4 separate regions of the Homo sapiens genome follow, and regions 1, 3 and 4 are each linked to region 2. The links are chromatin loops, found by intact Hi-C in ENCODE. Cell type or tissue: chondrocyte. All regions are shown on one strand.

Region 1 (5,000 bases), 80 kb after region 2:
CCTTGTAAGTCCTAGGACTTACTGGGAGTGCTAGTCTGATTGGAGCAAGACCTGTTTCTCAGCAGTTCTGGAAAGGACAGAAGCCATGTGTGCTCGTATCCACAGAAACCAGTGTGCAGGCACGCGTGTGATAGTGTAGCACCTCAGCAGATACATAGCCGGGAATTCTGTCATCTATACCATTGACTCTGTCTCCATTTTTTATTGTATTTTTAAAAATAGGAACGTGATGGCCATGAAAGCTTAAAATTACGAAAACTTAAATGGTGTGTGTTCTGAATTATTTTTTCTTTTAAATCAAATCAGGATGTACACTGAAAATTATTGATAATTTTGAAGCATATTTCATGGACTGTTTAAGCAGCAGACAAGTATGTGATTCTGTTTGTTTACTGTGTATAATTTATCTTGAGGTACCTGTTAAGCATTAGCAGTGTACACAGGATTCTGATAGATGCCTGTGAGTACTTAGAACCATCTTGAGAAGATGAAACCTCGAGGCAAAACTTAAGGAAAGGGTACAGAAATGCAGTCAAGTGCAAAAACTCTGGAACCAGAAAGGGTGATCTGAATAAGGCTTCATTTACTCCCTCCCCTGTTTCCTGAGTGTCCCCGTGTGCAGAAGTCCAGGGCCGCATGCCCCAGTGGGAGGCAGGCCCTGGGATGGTTGAGGAGCCTTGGGCTCCTGTGACAGCTCTTCTGCTGAGCCAGCACAGAGCCAGGAGTTGGGGAAGCCTGCCTGTTTTCCATGCATTCCTGGTTGTTGGGAAAAGCACCCTGACCATGACAGTTTGTTTCCTGGGGTATCGTTGTAGGCCCATGGCTTGCTCACATCTGAGTCCTCTTCTGGTTGTCCCGTCTCTCCTAGGCTCTGAAGCTCCTGGCCGTGCCGTCTGCTTTTTAGCACATGCGCTCAGCGTTCCCTTTAGTCCTCTCTGAGGTCTTTTCCTTGCAGTGCATCCCTCCGGATACACTCCTTGCTTTAACTGGAAAAGGATGCTGCTCTTCTCAGTCAGGCTCAAACTTGGCTTTCGGCAAAATTCTCCTATTGCATGAGTCTTTGATGCAGAAGTGTAAGCCTTGGGAGCAGTGCCTGTGGGGGCTTTTGCCTGTTCTCCTTTCCCTGGGGCCGTGCTCTGCTGACAGGGGTGCTACAATAGGCCACGAGCAGAGTCCCCGGGGCGTCCTGGAGTGGTCAGGTCTTTGCCATTTGAGCTGTGACTTGAAGAGATTTGAGCAAGGGCACACAAATCAAATTGGGCAAGGCTGTGTGAAAGGCATGGAAGTAAACAAAAGTGGCCCCTCTCTTTTTAAAGTTTTTTTTATTAAGTTCCTAGACAATATAGGCGGTGACTGTGGCTGTATTTAAAATACTGCCTTTAGGGTGTTTTCTGGTTCTAAATTTAGGAAGCAAGGCTATTTTTGAGCTCTGTCTCTAAAAGTTGAATTCCTTTTAAAACTTACCCTTAAGAAAGATTTGGATATTATCCCGTGTGACATTTTCCCCGGTGTTTCATTTCCATTAATCAAAAGACTGTTTAGTTGAACCATTGCTAAGAATAGTAAAATCTAATGGGGAAAATAATTCTACATGATTAAATCTGACTTTACTTTCCCATTTCTAGTTGTACTGTCTGCTATTGTTTGAAAATGTCTTAATTTGCCTTTCTAATATGCCTGTACTATATTGTATACAGTAGGTATATTTTCCAGTTGCACCTAATTCAACCTTTCGAATTTGCATAATCTGTGGTAAGGAGAAAAAGTAGTTGTGTAGTGGAGTTGTACAATTCTGTTGTAAAGCAAATCTTTTTATAATTCACAAGCTGCTTCTCCTCCCCCTAGTTTGGATTTTTCTTATTAAAACTGCACCACCTAAACATGTTTTAACTTTATGGTTAAAATAACCAGTGAAATAGAAAAATAAGTCACTGTTCTGTATGATAACATGTAGAGAAGGCTTGTACAACATTTAAATAAGGAGATTTGGGTATTTGATTACAAACTGAATGAGGACATTCAGGAGCTATAGAAATTTATCAGGTAATTAGGGTTTGCTTAGACAATTATAGACTCTACGAGTTTGACCCAGTTGCTTTGGATTAAAATATTTTGAGTATTTGTCACCTGATTAAAAGTAGAACCTTCTAACTGTGAGTCACAGTTGAAGGAAATGTCAGCTTTTTATACGGGGAGGCGGTCAGTGTGGTGCTGAGGAGGGAGCCCTGGCTCCTGCTCAGAGTAGACTGTGAGTCCCAGCTCCCAGCTCGGCAGCGCTGTGACTTGGGCTGGTGACATCACATTTGAGTTTTGCAGGGTGGGGTGTGTGTGTGTGTGTGTGTGTGTGTGTGTGTGTGAGTGAGAGAGAGAGAGAGAGAGAGATCTCTAAAAGGGGCTTTTTACCCTGCAGTATTCCATTTGTTTCTTTTCTTTCTCTTCTCTCTTCTTTCTTTCTTTTTTCTTTCTTTCTTTCTCTTTTCCTTCCTTCCTTCCTTCTTTTTTTCTCTTTCTTTCTTTTCCTTCCTTCCCCTTCCCCTTCCCCTCCCCTTCTTTACATTACTTTTCTTCTTTCCAATGGGGTCTTGCTTGCCCAAGCTGGTCTTGAACTCCCATCCTTCAGCAATCCTGCCTCGGCCTCCTGAGTAGCTGGAATTACAGGTGTGAGATGGAGCCACTGTGCCTGGCTCTACTTCTGCTTACTTTGATTATCTTGGTACATGGGGCTACTAGGGTGCCTGGCATATAGCAGGTTGAGGCAGCTGTTTTTATTGTTTAATTGTATGGGAAAATATTAGCCATCACCTACTTCTTGGGCCAGTGAGGACTAAGATGATGTAGCCTGACCCGGAATCAGGAGGCTTCTCACTGAATACATGGGAAGCTTCTGCCCCTGCCTGTTTGGCTTTCAGTGCCAGCTCTAGTGCAGTTTGGGAACCAGTTTGTAAGAAAACGAACTAAGATTCGAGAATCTTACAAAATGGGTAATCGTTTGACTCATTTTACTCCGTCTGTGTTTGCAGTTCAACTGTTTTTTATTGGAAAATTGAACTCTTAATTAAATGGAACTCTGTTTCTAGTTATTGCTTCAGAACAAGGGCTTGATTTAGATTAGGACTTAGAGAAAAGGGAAAAGTAAATGCAGAGAAATTATAAATATAGTATTTTATTGAAAACAGAGTTGGGAAGAAAATGGCCTTGGGATCACTGTCCAGTTTAGTCAGGTTGGTTGAAAGGAATACCAGTGAAACTCAATTGCCTCTCGGGCTCAGCTACACAGATCTTGAAAGGAACAGATTCAGCTCTGTGCTGTACTGTGTGACTTTTCTCCTCCTGCAGATTCTATAGTAGGAAATTCTTTTAATGGAGATTACTGTTTTTCTGTTCTCCTAGATTTGGTGTGATTTTTTTTTTTTATAAGTAAAAGTTACCCCGTGGTGGACAAAATTTTTCCCCGATTTGTGGATATCTTTACTTAAATCTGATTTACATATTCAGAACGTCACCTTTATTGAAAATAACAAAAAGACATAACATATTGATAGGTTTTCTGTGTCATTGTGGTTGTTCCTCTACTACTGTGGGAATCGGTTTTTGTTTGAAGAGCACACCTGCCCGTAGTTGAACTTCTGTTGAGAAGTCTCTGAGGGAATCATTTGAATGATGGCAAGAGAATCAAGTGTTTTGCTTTCACTGATGGCTTTCTCAGTCACTGAAACTTTAGGGGAGAACGGATTCTTTCCCAGGAGGAAGAGGGTGAATTGAGATGTTTCCTTGTTTGGGGATGCCTGTGTTCTCGGGATGCCCTCCAAGCCAGCGCTGTCCAGTGGTCGTTATTGGGAGGGCGGCTCTACGCTGTGTCTATATGACACAGTACTGGAACCACGAGCCACGTGTGGCTGTTGAGTACTTGAATTGTGATTAGTGTGACTTAGGAACTAAATTTTAAATGTTACCTGGTTTGAGTAAATGAAGATAGCCACATGTAGTTAGTCACTACGGTATTGGACAGCACAACTGTAAGTACATTTACTTATCCTCTTTGTCTAGAGTTTTCTTTAAGATACGTATCACCTAGATATTTATGACAAAGTTCCTTTAAAACGATCATCTTTTAAAGATGCAAGACTCCAAATTAAAAATGATGAAAGACTCCTTCAAAAATATTCACGGCTTAGGTCACACTGTTCAGGATTATTCACTAATTTAGAAAATATTTGTTATGCTGTGATGTAGGCCCTGGCGATCCAGTGGGGATGTGACAGGCCCCATCTCTGCCCTCATGGGTGGTGATGGATACTGGACAGGTAACTGCAGTCAGGTGTGACCTTGGAGGGGACATACTGTGCATTGACTGAGGCACCAGATGGGGACTGAGCCTGTTTTGAAGGGTATTGGAAGTCCCCGGGGGCTGTGACGTTAGCACTGACACCTGAGGGTGAATAGGAGATGGCAGATAGTACTGTTCCAGGCAGAGGGAACAGCACTCATAGCAGGGTGGAGGTCTGGCTCTTGTGACAGTTTTTGGGTTATGTTCACTGGGCTACCAGAATTTAGGAGGCCTCATGGTTTTGCTTCTGAGATGGTGGAGACTAAAGGTGTGGTTCTGCCCTGCGGGGGTTGGTCGGCCCGGGATCCAGTCTTGACTCCTACCACTTCATTCTTTTATTCAGCAAATATTTAAGCACATTTTACGTGTGGGGCACCCTGCTGGGCTGTGGTGATGACAGTAGTGGCAGAAGCTGCTTCTGTCCTCATGGAACTCTGAGTTGTGTGGTGTGGTGGGTGAGCAGTCCCGTGGTGCCCACCGTGGCCTATAGCATTTCACACTCAGCTCGATGTCTGACTGGAAGGAAGTGGATGCCTCAGGCTGGGTGGTCAGGGAGGCTTGTTGGAGGAAGGACACCAGAGCTCATTGAGGGTGAGTAGAGCATCAGCTTGGGCATCTGAAGGCGAGATAACATCACCAAGGGCCTTGAATGTCAGACCTAGGAGTCCAGGTT
Region 2 (5,000 bases):
AAACGAGGAAGGACTGTATCTGTGAAATACGTATATATTTTTTGAGATGGAGCCCCGCTCTGTCGCCCAGGCTGGAGTGTAGTGGCGCGATCTCGGCTCACTGCAACCTCTGCCTCCCAGGTTCAAGTGATTCTCCTGCCTCAGCCTCCCAAGTAGCTGGGACTATAGGCACAGGCCACCACGCCCAGCTAATTTTTGTATTTTTAGTAGAGATGGGATTTCGCCATGTTGGCCAGGCTGGTCTCGAACTCCTGACCTCAAGTGATCCGCCCACCTCAGCCTCCCAAAATGCTGGGATTACAGGCATGAACTGCTGTACCCGGCCTGGTTGTTGCATTTTAATGTACTGAGCCAAGCACCAGGCTCCAGGGACACTGCTACTAGGTGGCCTGTCCTTGGCTCTGATGCAGGCGCTTCCAGGAAGAATGGGCTGCAGCTCTGTGCAGCCTGCCTGTGCTGGGCCAATGTCAGCTCCCCTTGCTCGAACAGGATTGGCCAGAACACGCCCTGTGCCTGCGAGCAGCCTTGAATGCCACTGGGGATTTGAGGTTTAGGCGTCCCGTTCCTTGAGCAGGAACCTCTGCAGAAAGGCAATTAGAAGAACAAAGTGCCCTCTCCCTGACGGTCTGTCTCCCTCACACCAAAAAGGAAGGTGAAGCTTCCTTTTTAAGGAGACCCCTTTTTAAGAACCACGGGGTAGCTGTGGTGGTTCACGTCTATAATCCCAGTGCTTTAGGAGACCACAGTGGGAGGATCACTTGAGCCCAGGAGTTTGGAACCAGCCTTGGCAACAGGGGTTGGAGGCTGCAGTGAGCTATGATCATGCCACTGCACTCCACCCTGGGCAACATAGTGAGACCCCATCTCTACAAATGATATAAAAGGCACCTGGGGGTGGTGGTGCGTGCCTGTGGTCCCAGCTATTCAGAAGCCTGAGGCAGGAGGATCGCTTGAATCCAGGAGTTCAAAGCTGCAGTGAACTGTGATTGTGCCATTGCACTCCAGCCTGGGCACCAGAGCGAGACCCTGTCTCTTAAAAAAAAAGAAGAAGAAGAAACATGTATGAGATAGAGCGCTGCAAATCTGGTTCCAACTTTCTCTGTGATTTTGCTGGAATTTGTTCAACACTGAGCTCACAGACAGCAGTGAACCAAAACTTGTTTTCTTTGGACTGCTTTGAGCAAAAATAGAAGAAAGGGGCTCATTTTTTTCCAGTGATTTTTTATTTTTCATCAATAGTGCAGATCCAAAGTAAGTATTTATTCACTGGCCTGATTTCCCAATCTTTTAACTTAGAAGTATGATTGCCAGTTTCCTAGGTTTTTAAGAATACGCTGAAAACAAGCTGCCAAGCTTAGGAGCCGAGAACCATAGAAAGTTCTGTCCATGTGCTTGGATCAGATTTCCAGCACAAACTGTGATGTGTACATCGCTTAACTCGGAGTCTGACTTTTGTTAGCTGTTGTTGGATGAACAGGTGTGTGCAGCGGATGAGTAACATGATACAAAGAGAGGTTGTACTTCCGCTGGGAGGAGAATGGGCATTTGGGTTTTTGTTGTTGTTGTTGTTTAATTTCAGCCCAACTGTTTAGAAAGAAAATTCTTGCTGTCTTTACCACTTTGTGCTGCACAGGGAGGTGGGAAGGAGGATGTTAGACGTGCGTATTAACAAATGCTCTTATGGCTACATTTTTTGGTCCATGCAAAAAAAAAAAAAAAAAAGTTCGTCTTTTTTTTATCCAGTTATCAAACTTGTGTAAAAATAAGAAAGTATATCCTTAAATAGAATTGTGCCCTGGAAGGAACCCAGATGGCTCTCTTGAGATTAAAATAGTCATCCCAGCCGGGCACGGTGGCTCATGCCTGTAATCCCAGCACTTTGGGAAGCCAAGGCAGGAGGACTGCTTGAGGCCAGGAGTTTGAGACCAGCCTGGCCAACATGGTGAAACCCCCTCTTTACTAAAAATAACAAAAATTAGCTGGGAGTGGTGGTGGGTGCCTGTAATCCCAGTGACTCGGGAGGCTGAGGCAGGACAATCACTTGAACCCAAGAGGCGGAGGTTGCAGTGAGCCGAGATCACGCCATTGCACTCCAGCCTGGGCAACAAGAGCGCAACTCCGTCTCAAAAAAAAAAAAAAAAAAACTTAGGGACATCATTCTCAGTTTTTTTTAAAGGGTACTAGTTTTAGTTTTGATTTACCAATTTATGTTTCCGAGACGTTTTTTCAATGAAGTGAGTCACTTTTGAACTATTGTGAGGCACTCATTCTAATTTCATGGCTCTCAGTTTACAGGAACATAACATTTGATGCCAATGAAATTCATTAGAATTCTGCGCTATCCTGTGAACTGCGTGCCCATCTGTCTTGTATGTGTTTCCAGGGGTGGCTTACAATGGTCTTCGCCATGTACTGGATGGACGTGTACTTATTATGAATCCTCACACCCTGAGACCCAAGAGGATCCCTCGTAAAACAAGGCCATATCTGATTTGGATTAAAATCCCCACGGAGAACCTGATGTCACCCAGGAAAGTGCACGTCTCCTTGCGTGCTCTTGAGAAACGGTTGAGAAAACAGTCCTTCCAGCTCAGTAAATACCATTTTCTTTCTGTCTGCTCACCACCCTTGCATTTGCAATAAACCTGACAAAAACTTCCAGAGCGAAAATAAGAATGTTCATATTTGAAGGAGATGTTGGCAGACGGCCACAGACTTCAAGTACGCAAGCTCATTCCGCTCTTGCTTTTCTGCCAATAACTCCTTGGCCTCCGCGCACTCTGCACAGGCGGGGCCTGAGGACGGATCATGATCGTGTCCGATGATCACGGACCCGCCGGAGACTCTCAATGGAGAGGCGATGAGTCACAGCCAAGCGAACTTTCTCTGCTCCTGAACAAATTGCTTCTCCTCGTCGTCCCACTCCAAACCTAGAGGTGGGACAACCCCAGCATCCTGGGCGTGAACGCACCCAGCTTGATTGTCACATGGGGAATAGAGACCTCGCGCCTGCCTGGCATAGGCCAACCCAGTAATGTTCATTTAAAGCTGGCTTTACTAGTCCTTCTTCCACAATGAGAGGTGACCCTTCACTTCACCGAGAAAGGAAGGAAGAAAGGTAGGTGCAGGGAGGAAGTGGTGGGGCGAGGGGAGATGGCCTGAGTGGGGGTGAGAAGGAACGAGAAACAGGAAGGAGTCAAATGCCTTTACTGCTTTTAAAGTGGATTTGACGGCCAGTAGGATTACAGGCCGGGCGCGGTGGCACACATCTGTAATCCCAGCACTTTGGGAGGCCAAGGGGCGTGGACTTGAGGTCAGGAGTTCAAGACCAGCCTGGCCAACATGGTGAAATCCTGCCTCTACTGAAAAATACAAAAACAGGCAGGGTGTGGTGGCACACACCTGTAATCCCAGCTAGTCAGGAGGCTGAGGCACAGGAATCGCTTGAACCCAGGAGGCAGAGGTTGCAGTGAGCTGAGATCACGCCACTGTACTCCAGCCTGGGCGACAGAGCGAGACTCTGTCTCAAAAAAAAAAAAAAAAAAAAAAAGAATTAAGTTCGTCTCACCTTGTCCAAAAGCCATGGACACAGTTGAGATCACCTCAGGAGACCAAGGGACCAGCTCAGCAAGGGCAGGCCCCTCCCCACAACAACGGGTCCTGGAATGTTCCAGAAACATTTTAAAAATTGTGTTGTATGATATTTGTCAACGAACTCAGCCTCTACTGTCCCCACTCTTCTCCTGGTTGGCTGGACACAGCCGGACCCTTGGAAAGTGGGTGGGGGTAGGGAGAGTGGTCCCAGGAGTAGGGCCAAGGGCGGGAGGAAGGGGCTGATGACAGAGGCTATAAATAGCCAGGCAGCTGCTTGGCAGCTGGTGCAGGGAATTGTCTGGACGAGGGGATGGCGTCCAGGAAGGGAACAATGAAACGGCACCGGTCAGAGAGCAAACAGAGAAGGAGGCGGTGGGGTGAGGGCGCAGAGTCGCTCTGGTCCTTCCTCCCCGACTGGTGTGACCCTGCGCTTTTGGGGGCGCAGAGGGGAACCCTGGACAGCTCTGGAGGCAGCAGAGGGAGCCTCGTGCTTCACCTCCTTGGCCCAGAACCCACATCTGGCTCAGGACTGGACAAAAGAAAGACAGCCTGTCACCTAAGCTTTTGCATCGGAGGAGTCTGCCTGCTGGGGCGGTCGTGTTGTTTGCGCGTCAGTGTGGGCAATATTTTTAAACCCTTTAAGTTTTTGTTGGGGTGCAACTTCCATCAGTAAAGTGCACGTAGCTCGGTGAGTTTTCACACACTGATGCACCCATACAGCTATCACTCCGAACAAGATATACGACGTTTCTAGACGCTCAGCAGACTCCCTTTGCCGCCCAAGGGTCACCTCTGTTTCCATCACTGTCATCCTAGATTGCGTCTTCCTTTTGACTTCGGGGTTGAGTCATATCACAGAAATCATGCAGTAAGGACCGTTCTGTGTCTGGCTTCTTTCACTCATCAATCCGCCTAGGAGATTCCTCCCTGCCGTGTGCAGCAGAATTTTGTTTCTTTTCATTGCAGCATAATATTTCATCGCGTGAAGAGGCCATGATTTCTCCGTTCCGCTGAGGATCGATTGAGCTGTTTCCAGTTTGGGGCGCGATGAACAATGCCGCAGTGAGGATTCTTGTCAGTGCTGGCGTATCTCATGATAGGTTTGGAAATAAATTCTGATGGGAATTAAAACTGGTGTAACCTCTATAAAGGGCCATTTAGCAAGAACTGTCAAAATGTAAAAAACATGCGCCCTTCTGGGAATTACTTCTACAGATCTGCCCGAACATGCAAAATGTCTCATGCACCAGGTTCTTCTTTGCAGCATTTGTTTGCAAAAGCTGAGGTGTAGCAACAACCTAAATATCCATCAATAAATATTTATCCATCCATAGACTAGAATACCAGGCAGCCACCAGAAGGAATGAGAAAGCTCGGTACCAGCAGGACCTCCAAGTTAAGTAAAA
Region 3 (5,000 bases), 100 kb before region 2:
ACTTGTTGATTACTACAGGTGCTTCCCGTATCTAATACCTCCAGCAAGAAGGTTTGCGAAATGGGCAGAGAGTAATAGGAAGAGTTTCAGGAAGATGGTTTGAGTGAAAATCATTTCAGAACCGAGCCCTGCGAAGTCTTGGTTTCTGCAATCCACCACAGTTTGGGAAAATCGGGAATTTTGTTTAGTCCATTTCTATTTTTGTGCACCACAAATATGTAAACAAAGCTGGGATCTTCGTCGGGGGCGGAGGGAAGGGCGACAGAACCCTGACATCTAATACTGGTCATCGGTATTTCCATGTGTTTCCTGATCCCATTGTCTCTGCTATTTAAATTAATTAATTCCACAAGTATGCACTCAGTAAATATTGTGAGCCAGGCACTATTCTCGGCTCTGTGGTTGCATCAGTGAACAAAACAGACGCTAATCCTGCTTTCGTGAGCCATCTATAATAGAATGGGCGAGTCAAGAAATTGACACATGCATTAGAAAAATATGTAGCGTGTCGCTGGTAAGTGCTTGAGAGCTCATCAGGGAAGGGCAGGAGTTTGTGGAGTGGGGGTGAGGGATGTGGGGTGGGGCGGGGCAAGGGTGGCAAGAGGCCTGGGGCTGCTGGTTGCAACTGTAACCAGAGTGGCCAGGGAAATCCTTGCTCCTCTGGGTAATGCCCTATCCAGAAGACCCTTGCAAATTTCTAAAATGCTGTGTTTTATTACCGAGAAAGAGTCGTCTGGGAGCTCTCCGAGGCAAATAACTTTTGAAGTTGGCATGAGCAGGATATTGTGCAATGGGGCTCACTGGCTGCGTCCCAGGCCTCCGCATCTGATGTGAACCACAGCTTTGCAATCGGGTCCCCGTGCCATCCAAAAATATTTTGTGACCTTGCCGGTTGGCAGTTTTTTAAAAATGTTATTTTCAGTCTCCAAAAAAGGGAAACATCAAAGTGCAGGCTGTCCACTCCTGCCCTTCTTGATAGACACAGACAGCTGGGCCACACAATCAGCCATTGTGGCGACAAGTGCCCAACTGTTATAAATAGACGGCGGGCTCGCACGTGAAGCGCTCCAGAGGAAGGGCAAGTGCTCTGGGGACACTGCCAACTGCTGTTTCCGTCGAGAGCTCTTCTCAAAGATCAATATTATTTTATGTCTCAGTGACTGAATTTGAAAAAACGACTGTGAAAGCACCTGGTAACTTAACTGTCTCCAGGATTCCATTCCAAACGCATCTTCTCTCTTCACTGTTAATCTTAGATGTTTCCCATGCTTATTTAGTAATCATTGCCTGACGGCCCACTTCACTGCGATTTACAGTCTCTTGCGGCTCACTTGAAATGGTAGAGTTATGGATAACCGCGCTGGTGTATGTGCGTGTGATGCGTGGCCGGAAGCGCATGCCCATTGAATAATCACGTTCGTCCCACATCTTAGCCCCTCTTCCAAGACATGTTTACTATCGTTTACGTGTGACATGTCAAAACATCTTAAAACTATGCCACGCATGTAATAGGCTCTCAGTGATTAAAAAATCAGTTTGTCTCTTAAGGAGAAAAGAATAACAGCATGTGACTCTTGTGAGTCCCTGACAAAGAATCTGTTGTTCCCCGTGCACTTGAAGAGCCGCTCATGTCAAGAAGCAACTTGTGATTATGCAATGTGTGACTTAAGGCATTGTCAGATGCGTTCGGCTGAAACGGGACCCCGCCCCAGCAGTTTGCCTTACTAAGTTAACATGGTAGGTCAGATTTTAGTATTGTAGAAAAAGCCACATTCAATATTCTTTGAGTAGCATATTTATTTCCTAGGGCTACTGTACCAAAGTACCTCAAACCAGGTGGCTTCAAACAACAGAGTTACACGCTAGTTGATATCTAGTGATTCAAAGAACAGAATTCCACACTAGTTGTTATCTAGGAATGCGGAGTGAGTGATAGAGGGGGTTTTGGTGGCGTTATATTCTAATTTTGAAGTAAGTTTAAATTTACAGAGATGCTCCCAAACAGTATAAAGAATTCCCAAATACTCTTCACCCAGATTCCCTGAATTAACATTCCGACATGTTTGTCTGTCTGTCTCTCCACATACACACATCCCTTTTTTCCGGAATAATTTGAGAATAGACTGCAGAGAGTGCCTCTAGATTCTCCTGTGTGGGTTTCCTAAAAACAAGGACGCTGTCCCGGATAGCCTGCACCGACCTGCCCAAATCAGGACGTGGGCACTGTCACACCATGCCACCAAATGCAGAGGCCCCGGAGCCCGCCCAGGACCACAGGCGCCGTCTGTGTCAATGGCTCTCGAGTCTCCTTCAATCTGGGGCTGTTCCTTCGTCTCTGTCTTTCACGACCTTGACATTTTTTTAAGAGAACAGGCCAGTTACTTTGTAGAATGTCCCTCGGTTTGGGCTGGTCTCATATTCCTTCATGATGAGAATCAGGTGGTAGGTTCCTGGCAGGAGAGTCCCTGCAGGGTTGTCACGACAGGAACGCACACAGGTCTGATCAGTCCCATTTCTGGAGAAGTTAACTTATCATTTGGTTGAGGTGGTGTCTACCAGGTTTCTCCACTGTAAAATTAATTTGTTGGTATTTTGTAATTATCAGTTAAAAAGTACTGTTTCTGGTGGGGAGATTTTTTGGGGACTCGGAAAATATCCTGTTTCTCATTAAGCTTTTTGCCCATTTGTTTTAGCATCCTGGGATGATTCTTGCCTGAGGGAATTAGTATGAGCATTGCCAAATGGTGATGTTTCTAGTTGCATTGTTTCTTTTGCATTGATTAGTTGGCATTCCACTGCAAGCTGGAGCTTGCCTGCTGTCTTTCTCTCCTTCCTATCAATACACTCATAGACTCCTATTTTACCCATTGGGTTATAATTCATTACCATTATCATTTGCTTCGATACCCAGATTGTCCCAGATTTGGCCAAAAGCAGCGCCTCCAAGCTGGCCCCTGTGTTCTTTTGATGTGTTCATGTCATTCTTTGAGCACATCTTTACTTCTTCTTCTTTTTTTTTTTTTTTTAGATGGAGTCTTGCTCTGTTGCCCAGGTGGGAGTTCAGTGGCGTGATCTCTGCTCATTGCAAGCTCCGCCTCCCGGGTTCACGCCATTCTCCCGCCTCAGTCTCCCGAGTAGCTGGGACTACAGGCGCCCGCCACCACGCCCGGCTAATTTTTGTATTTTTAGTAGAGACGGGGTTTCACTGTGTTAACCAGGATGGTCTCAATCCCCTGACCTCGTGATCTGCCTGCCTCAGCCTCCCAAAGTGTTGGGATTACAGGTGAGAGCCACCATGCCTGGCCAGGTTTTTTCGTTTTTGTTTTTGTTTTTTTTGAGATGGAATCTCACTCTGTTGCCCCGGCTGGAGTGCAATGGCGTGATCATGGCTCACTGAAACCTCTGCCTCCTGGGTCCATGCAATTCTCCTGCCTCAGCCTCCCATGTAGCTGGGATTACAGGCGTGCGCCACCACACCCAGCTAATTTTTGTATATTTAGTAGAGATGGGGTTTCACCATGTTGGCCAGGCTGATCTCCAACTTGTAACCTCAGGTGATCTGCCTGCCTCGTCCTCCCAAAGTGCTGGGATGACAGGTGTGAGCCACTGCTCCCGGCCACATGTTTAGTTCTTGGTTCTAGGCTCACCCGGAACTTTCCTTGCTCCAGCCCTGGAATCAGCCATTTCTCCAATAAGCCCTGGTTCCTTTTAGTAGAAAGTGGTTTTTAGAAACCAGGATCTAAGTATTAGGTGTGTTCACGCTACTGGGCTATTACGGCTACAAGGACTTCTCAAGCAGCGTAGTTAGGAATTTTTTTTTTTTTTTTTTTTTTTTGAGACGGAGTTTCACTCTTGTTGCCAAGACTGGCATGCAGTGGCAGGAACTTGGCTCACCGCAACCTCTGCCTCCCGGTTCAAGCAGTTCTCCTGCCTCAGCCTCCCTAGTAGCTGGGATTACAGGCATGCGCCACCACGTCCGGCTAATTTTGTATTTTTAGTAGAGACGGGGTTTCACCATGTTGGTCAGGCTGGGTCTCAAACTCCTGACCTCAGGTGACCCATCCATCTTGGCTTCCCAGAGTGCTGGGATTACAGGCATGAGCCACCGCGCCTGGCATAGCTAGGAAATTAAACATATGCATGTACTTCCCTACACGTACACATATGTTTGTACATACACACACGGGCACACATGCGTTTGTAGTTCTTTGTATCCATCTGTCCCGCTCGTATCTATGTATCCATTCATCTCATATAAAAATCATGATACCATCCAAGTCAAATGGTTTGTTTCAGCTTTCTCCCCTTTCCTTGGCTGTGCCCCTCTTTTCTAACAATAACAGTAACAGCTCTTATCATATTAACTGTTTTTATTTATTGACCCTTGTATGTCACCAGTCTTCTGACATGCAGGCCATCCAGTCCATGTTCCTGGCCCAGGAACATGGCAGCCAAGGGTCCCCACCCCCACTTCGGCCCCCAACAGTGGACTCTCGGGATAGTTCTTTTTTTTTTTTTGAGACACAGTCTCACTCTGTCACCCAGGCTGGAGTATAGTGGTGTGATCTCGGCTCACTGCAGCCACTAACTCCTGGGTTCAAGCAGTCCTCCCACCCTAGCTTCCTGAGTAGCAGGGACTACAGGTGTACACCATCATGCCCGTCTACTTTTGTATTTTTTGTAGAAACAGGGTCGGTCTTACCTTGTTGCCCAGGCTGGTGGATAGTTCTTTATAGCAGTAGCCTAAACAGAAAAACATATACAACATAAGCTAAGAAAAAGGCCTCCCTTATCGATATTTCTGGGTTAATCTGAAAGATTTTGAAGTCTGGAAGAATCAGCTGGTTGTTGGTAAAGGGACGGTGGACATGAAGGATGCGGAAGGGATGGGTTGGAGGCGGGAGGTGAGTTTCATGTGGTGTTTTTGACTCAGAGGGTCACTTTTATTGTTCTGCCTTGTAGTCAGAAGAAAAATCTTTTCACGTGGTTTCGGCTCAGAA
Region 4 (5,000 bases), 61 kb before region 2:
CAGGCTGGAGTGCAATGGTGCGATCTCGGCTGACTGCAACCTCCGCCTCCTGGGTTCAAGCAATTCTCCTGCCTCAACCTCCTGAGTAGCTGGGATTACAGGCATGTGCCACCACGCCCAGTTAATTTTTGTATTTTTAGTAGAGACGGGATTTCGCCATGTTGGCCAGGCTGGTCTCAAACTCCTGAGCACAACTGATGCTCCCGTCTCGGCCTCCCTAAGTGCTGGGATTACAGGAGTGAGCTACCGCGCCTGACCTGGGACTTCATTTGTTAAGAAGAGGTTAAGTTTCACCAGCAGCCATTTGTAGTAGGAACTTGAGATTTATCATCAAATATTGGGACAACAAGAACAAATCAGTTCTTATGATTATTTATGGTGCATATGAGTAGGAAGGACTTACAACCCTCCGGAGAGCATTTTAATGTTAACATATGAAAGATATTCTCTCTTTTGTACCAAAACTTTTGTTCTTCTTACGCAGAAAGAATAGATAATTATAAAATATATCTATGACTCCATAGGCTTTGGCTATTTGGTAGATTAAGAGTATTTTTATCTTTATTTTTCTTATTGGCTGATTACAGTTTAGTTTAAATAACTCTCATGCCGCTTGGTCGTTTCCGACCTAGTCGTGAGGAAGAATGCAATGCAAAGTGAAAGACGTTTTTGGAATGTTTCTGAACCAGCCCAAGCTGATTGCCTCTTTTCTGTTTATTGTTTTAAGTCATAAGTGACGTAAGCTTCTAGGCATTTGTTATGCTATGTGGCTGGCTCCCAAAGTCATGTCTTAAAACATTCTTTCCTTCCTGATTATTCTTCTCTTTCTTGTTTTTCTTTTCTTCTTTTTCTTTTAATTTTTTTTTCTTTTTTGAGACGGAGTTTCACTCTTGTTGCCCAGGCTGAAGTGCAATGGCACGATCTCAGCTCACTGCAACCTCCGCCTCTCAAGTTTAAGCGATTCTCCTGCCTCAGCCTCCCAAGTAGCTGGGATTTACAGGCGTGTGCCGCCACGCCTGGCTTGTTTTTCTTTTTCTTTTTTTTTTTGAGACAGGGTCTCACTCTCTTGCCCAGGCTGGAGTGCAACGGCGCACTCACAGCTCACTGCAGCCTCAACCTCCCGGGCTCAAGTGATCCTCCCATCTTAGCCTCCTGGGTAGCTGGGACCACAGGTGCCACCACACCCAGCTGATTTTTAAATTTTTTATAGAGATGGGATCTCGCTATGTTGTCCAGGCTGGTCTCAAACTCCTGGGCTCAAGTGATCCTCCTGCCGCGGCCTCCGAGAGTGCCGGGGTCACAGCTGTGATCCCCGTGCCTCGCTGTTGTTCTCTTTCTGTTGAGTTGGCAGTCAGGTCCTTGATTCTTGGTGGCTGAGGGTATCTCAGTCCAAGGCAAGAATCCCACAGAAAGAGACTGGGACAAATGAGGCCAGAAATGGGCCTCGCCCATCACTCTTTTCCAAAATGGGCTTTGTCAGTCACTCTTCCTATACTTGGGTCACCAAACCTGATCACCACTATGTGCAAAGTGCAGTTTTAGTTTTCAAAGAAGTGACACTATACTTAAGAATACTTAAGAACGTTAACTGCGTTAACCTCCACGCACACAGCCATAGACAAATTCCCCCGTCAGACAGGAGCCCATTAGGAAATGCCCACCCCTCTCTGTAGCCTTTGTAAAATTAAGCTGATAAAAGACATCGCTGTTGTTGAGGTTTAAAATCAATGGATAACCAGGAAAGAATATAAGAAATCATATTAATTATTCTCCTGTTTACACTACACTTAAATCATTTAGCTGTCTTTTTTTTTTTTTTGGACCTTCTGCTGCAAAAGAGCCATTCTAATGAACTTGGACCCCAGGGTCCATGTGTGTGGTTATTCATTAAATCATGTCGCCTGCAGAGTCTCCTGACTTAAGACTTTCGCTGGGCTTGAACTCAGTAACCTGTCCTGATGTATTTCTCAGGCGTTTGTGATTAGGCAGCTGGGCTCTGCCTTACCTGTCAGGGTGATAACCCTTCTGGTTCTGACAAAAGGTTTCACTTTAAATTTAGCTTTCCATATTGAAGCATAAATAAAAAGATAATTTACTTCCCGATTTTGCTCGTTGTGGACACGGAGGTGTGTTTGACCTTCGTAAAGCTAGTAGGATCATGTTATCACTATGGGTTGGTCATTCAGCGCTTCCTAAAGAAAAACTCAAGTCAGAAACAAATCAGGAGCAATTATTGATTTAACAGTTTTGCAAATGCTTTTGTATGTAGAAGGTGCATGAAAAAGATTCCAGTGATACGCAGATCAAACACTGCGTCGATAATCACAGCTAATGTCGAGTGCTTGCTGCGTGCGTGTTGATCATTTAAGCCTCACATGCGAGCTGTGTGGTAAGCCCTCCTCCTGCCCTCGCCTTAGAGATGAGGAAACTGAGAGGCAGCGATGAAGCAGCTCACTAGCCCTGCTCCTGTCCTCCCCTTAGAGATGAGGAAACTGAGAGGCAGCGATGAAACAGCTCACTAGCCCTGCTCCTGTCCTCCCCTTAGAGATGAGGAAACTGAGAGGCAGCGATGAAGCAGCTCACTAGCTCTGCTCCTGCCCTCCCCTTAGAGATGAGGAAACTGAGAGGCAGAGATGAAGCAGCTCACTTAGATCACGGGATTAGGGGGCGGACCTGGACCCGACTCCGAGGCCCCCTCCAGCAGCCAGGCCCTCGCCCATCACGCTTGGTTGCTTGTAATGGGAGCCTTGCCTCTCGCCAGCAGTTTGTGGGGAGTAGGTTTCCCGTTTCCACTGTTATTTCCTGACTCCCGTGCCTCCCAACTTCCCACCCGCTGTGGCTGGCATTTCCACCGGCTCCCTGGCTTGTCCTACGCCTCATGCCTCCTATGTGGCTCTTCTTTCTCCTCCCGCCCCCCTGCTGCCCGTGGCCCCAGAATGGAGGCTTCCCAGGATGGCCCACACAGTGCCCTGCACAGGTGCTGTGGCTCAGCCCTGGCCATTCCCTCCACACGTTCTCTGCTCCAGCCACACTGAGCTCCAAGCCATCCTTTAGCTATGCCTGCTGCAGGCCACCTCTGTAGAGGGCCTTTCATGACCTGTTCTAGTAACCCCCCTGCCTGGTGTCAGCCACCCCCGCCCCTGGCCTGGTTTGCTATTGCCGGGCTGACCTCGCCCCGTCTTTCAGTTCTCCGTGTGGAGGGTGCTGATCCGTCCGTCTCCATCTGCTTGTGAAGCAATAACAGAACAGCATAGGCTGGGTAATCTATACAGCACGGAAATTTCTGTCCTCATGCTTCAGGAGGCTGGGAAGTCCAAGATCAAGGCACCAGCAGGTTCAGGTGTCTGGGGAGGGCTGCATCTTCTGGAAGGGAGAAGGAAACTGGAGGGCAAGCGAGAGAGCCCCTTACAGCAAGCCCCTTTATGCAGGCGCCTGATCCCATCGCAGGGGAGGAGCCCTCCTGGCCTCGTCACCTCTTAAAGCCCTGCTTCCTTAAGACTCTCACTCCACAACGCCTGAACTTTGGAGGGGACACGTTCGAGCCACAGCCCCTTCCTTCCTGAGGCTTCTCAAGATGCCCCCTCCTGTGCTTCCTGGAGCACCCGTCCTTCCTTGTCCTGGGACTTGGCACGCCTGACCATAGTCATACCTGCTTGTCCTCTTGGCCCCTCTTCAGGTAATGGGCTCCACACAGGTCACGATCTCGGCCAAAATAGTCACACATCGTCCCTGCACCCATCAGTGTGTAGTAAACAGGAAGTGCTTAATAAATGTTTGATGAATTAAGAGTGACTCAGTAATCCCAGTACAAAAAAGCAACAGCAGACGTTGGAGATGTGCTTGAGGCACGTGCCCAGCTTGTGAGCAGAGGCCGCCGCTGCCACTCCGTGCTCCCCGTGGACTGCCGTGCTGAGCGCTGTGAATGTGCTGGCTGTCCCGTCGTGCTCCAGCTCTTCAGGCCTCCCTGCTCAGCCTCTCTCAGCTTCAGTTGCCACGCACTTCTAGGAGAGGCCATCTTGACTTTCTCTTGCAGTCCCGGAGCCACACAGGGAGCAGGTGCGCAGTCACCTGGGTGAGGGCCCCTTCCTGGGTTTCAGAGGCAGCCCAGTTCATGCTCCCAGGGCAGCCCTTGTGCATGGGGAGCCGTAGCCTCAGGCAGGGGCACCCTGAGCCAACAGCACCTTGCAGGGCCAGCCACAGACATAATGGAAAACCTCATCCTTCAGCCGCAACTTTTCCTACCTCCCATCAAAAAAATGTCCCTCCTCTCTCAGTATGTGGGGACTGCGGTCTCCAGAGTGGCCATCCACAGTCACACTGGCTGTCAGTGGCTCCTGTCACCACCCTGCCACCTGGTGACTTGTGGGCCACACTCAGGAGTCATGGGAAGGAGACCCTTAGAGCAGCCCCAGGACAGGCCTCCTTGCGTGTACTTCTTTGATGAAGGCGGGTATAAGCCCTGGCAGCTCATTGTCCTCTCTTGAGTCCACATAGGTTGCATTTTTTAACTCTGGCAAAGTGAAGTTACAAAGTCAGTCTGGTGTCGCCTGGGACAGGTCCGAGAAATTAGTATAAAGATGGCTTCACTCCTGCGTCGTATTCCAGTTCACGTTTCCATTTCAGTGTATACATGTTACAGTCGTGATTGATCCTGTGCATAAATTGGGATGTGGGTTTTTGTTGGAGAAAAAAATGCACAAAAGTTCAGGAGCTAAGTAAGAGTGAAAGATTTTCATTGGACCAGGTGTGGTGGCTCACACCTGCAATCCCAGCACTTTGGGAGGCCAAGATGGGCGGATCACTTGAGTCTAGGAGTTCGAGACCAGCCTGGCCAACACAGTGAGACCCCCATCTCAAAAAAGAAAGAAAGAAATAGTTGGACATAGTGGCGGACGTTTGTAGTCCCAGCTACTCAGGAGGCTGAGGCTATAGGAGGTGGGGGCTGTAGGGAGCCATGGTTGCACCACTGCGCTCCAGCCTGGGCAACAGAGCAAGACCCT

Evidence for each region. Peaks named below come from ENCODE experiments on the same cell type or tissue, not always from the same donor. Only the 100,000 strongest peaks of a DNase experiment are listed, where the experiment ranks them.
Region 1: a loop joins it to region 2, with 5 times the contacts of the local background. A loop is called at or near these places in 7 of 110 quality-filtered maps.
Region 3: a loop joins it to region 2, with 2.2 times the contacts of the local background. A loop is called at or near these places in 2 of 110 quality-filtered maps.
Region 4: it touches region 2 in a loop (2.2-fold over the local background); 5 of 110 quality-filtered maps call a loop at or near these places.

What each region holds. Positions count from the first base shown.
Region 1 is chr16:3,868,557-3,873,556 of GRCh38, reverse strand. The region is part of intron 1 of CREBBP (CREB binding lysine acetyltransferase); the gene reads left to right. Among named protein-coding and RNA genes, the nearest start is that of CREBBP, 9.7 kb to the left of the region's middle. RefSeq lists silencers at 855-1,149, 2,055-2,349 and an enhancer at 983-1,518. In chondrocyte, no CTCF peak of the experiment used is centred here; no DNase peak of the experiment used is centred here.
Region 2 is chr16:3,948,390-3,953,389 of GRCh38, reverse strand. TRIDDENT (TRIM28 interacting DNA damage repair enhancing non-coding transcript) reads left to right here and starts at 2,946. Exons shown (of 2, transcript NR_120311.1): 1 at 2,946-3,118; 2 at 4,561-5,000. It also overlaps a transcript of ADCY9 not described here. In chondrocyte, no CTCF peak of the experiment used is centred here; DNase peaks (open chromatin) are centred at 439 and 2,819.
Region 3 is chr16:4,049,549-4,054,548 of GRCh38, reverse strand. All of the region lies in intron 2 of ADCY9 (adenylate cyclase 9), which reads left to right. It overlaps LOC124900373 (a long non-coding RNA gene), which reads left to right. Exons shown (of 2, transcript XR_007064957.1): 1 at 1-514; 2 at 728-4,277. Among named protein-coding and RNA genes, the nearest start is that of ADCY9, 64 kb to the left of the region's middle. In chondrocyte, no CTCF peak of the experiment used is centred here; no DNase peak of the experiment used is centred here.
Region 4 is chr16:4,009,295-4,014,294 of GRCh38, reverse strand. All of the region lies in intron 2 of ADCY9 (adenylate cyclase 9), which reads left to right. Among named protein-coding and RNA genes, the nearest start is that of TRIDDENT, 61 kb to the right of the region's middle. RefSeq lists enhancers at 1,907-2,551, 2,552-3,197. In chondrocyte, no CTCF peak of the experiment used is centred here; a DNase peak (open chromatin) is centred at 2,775.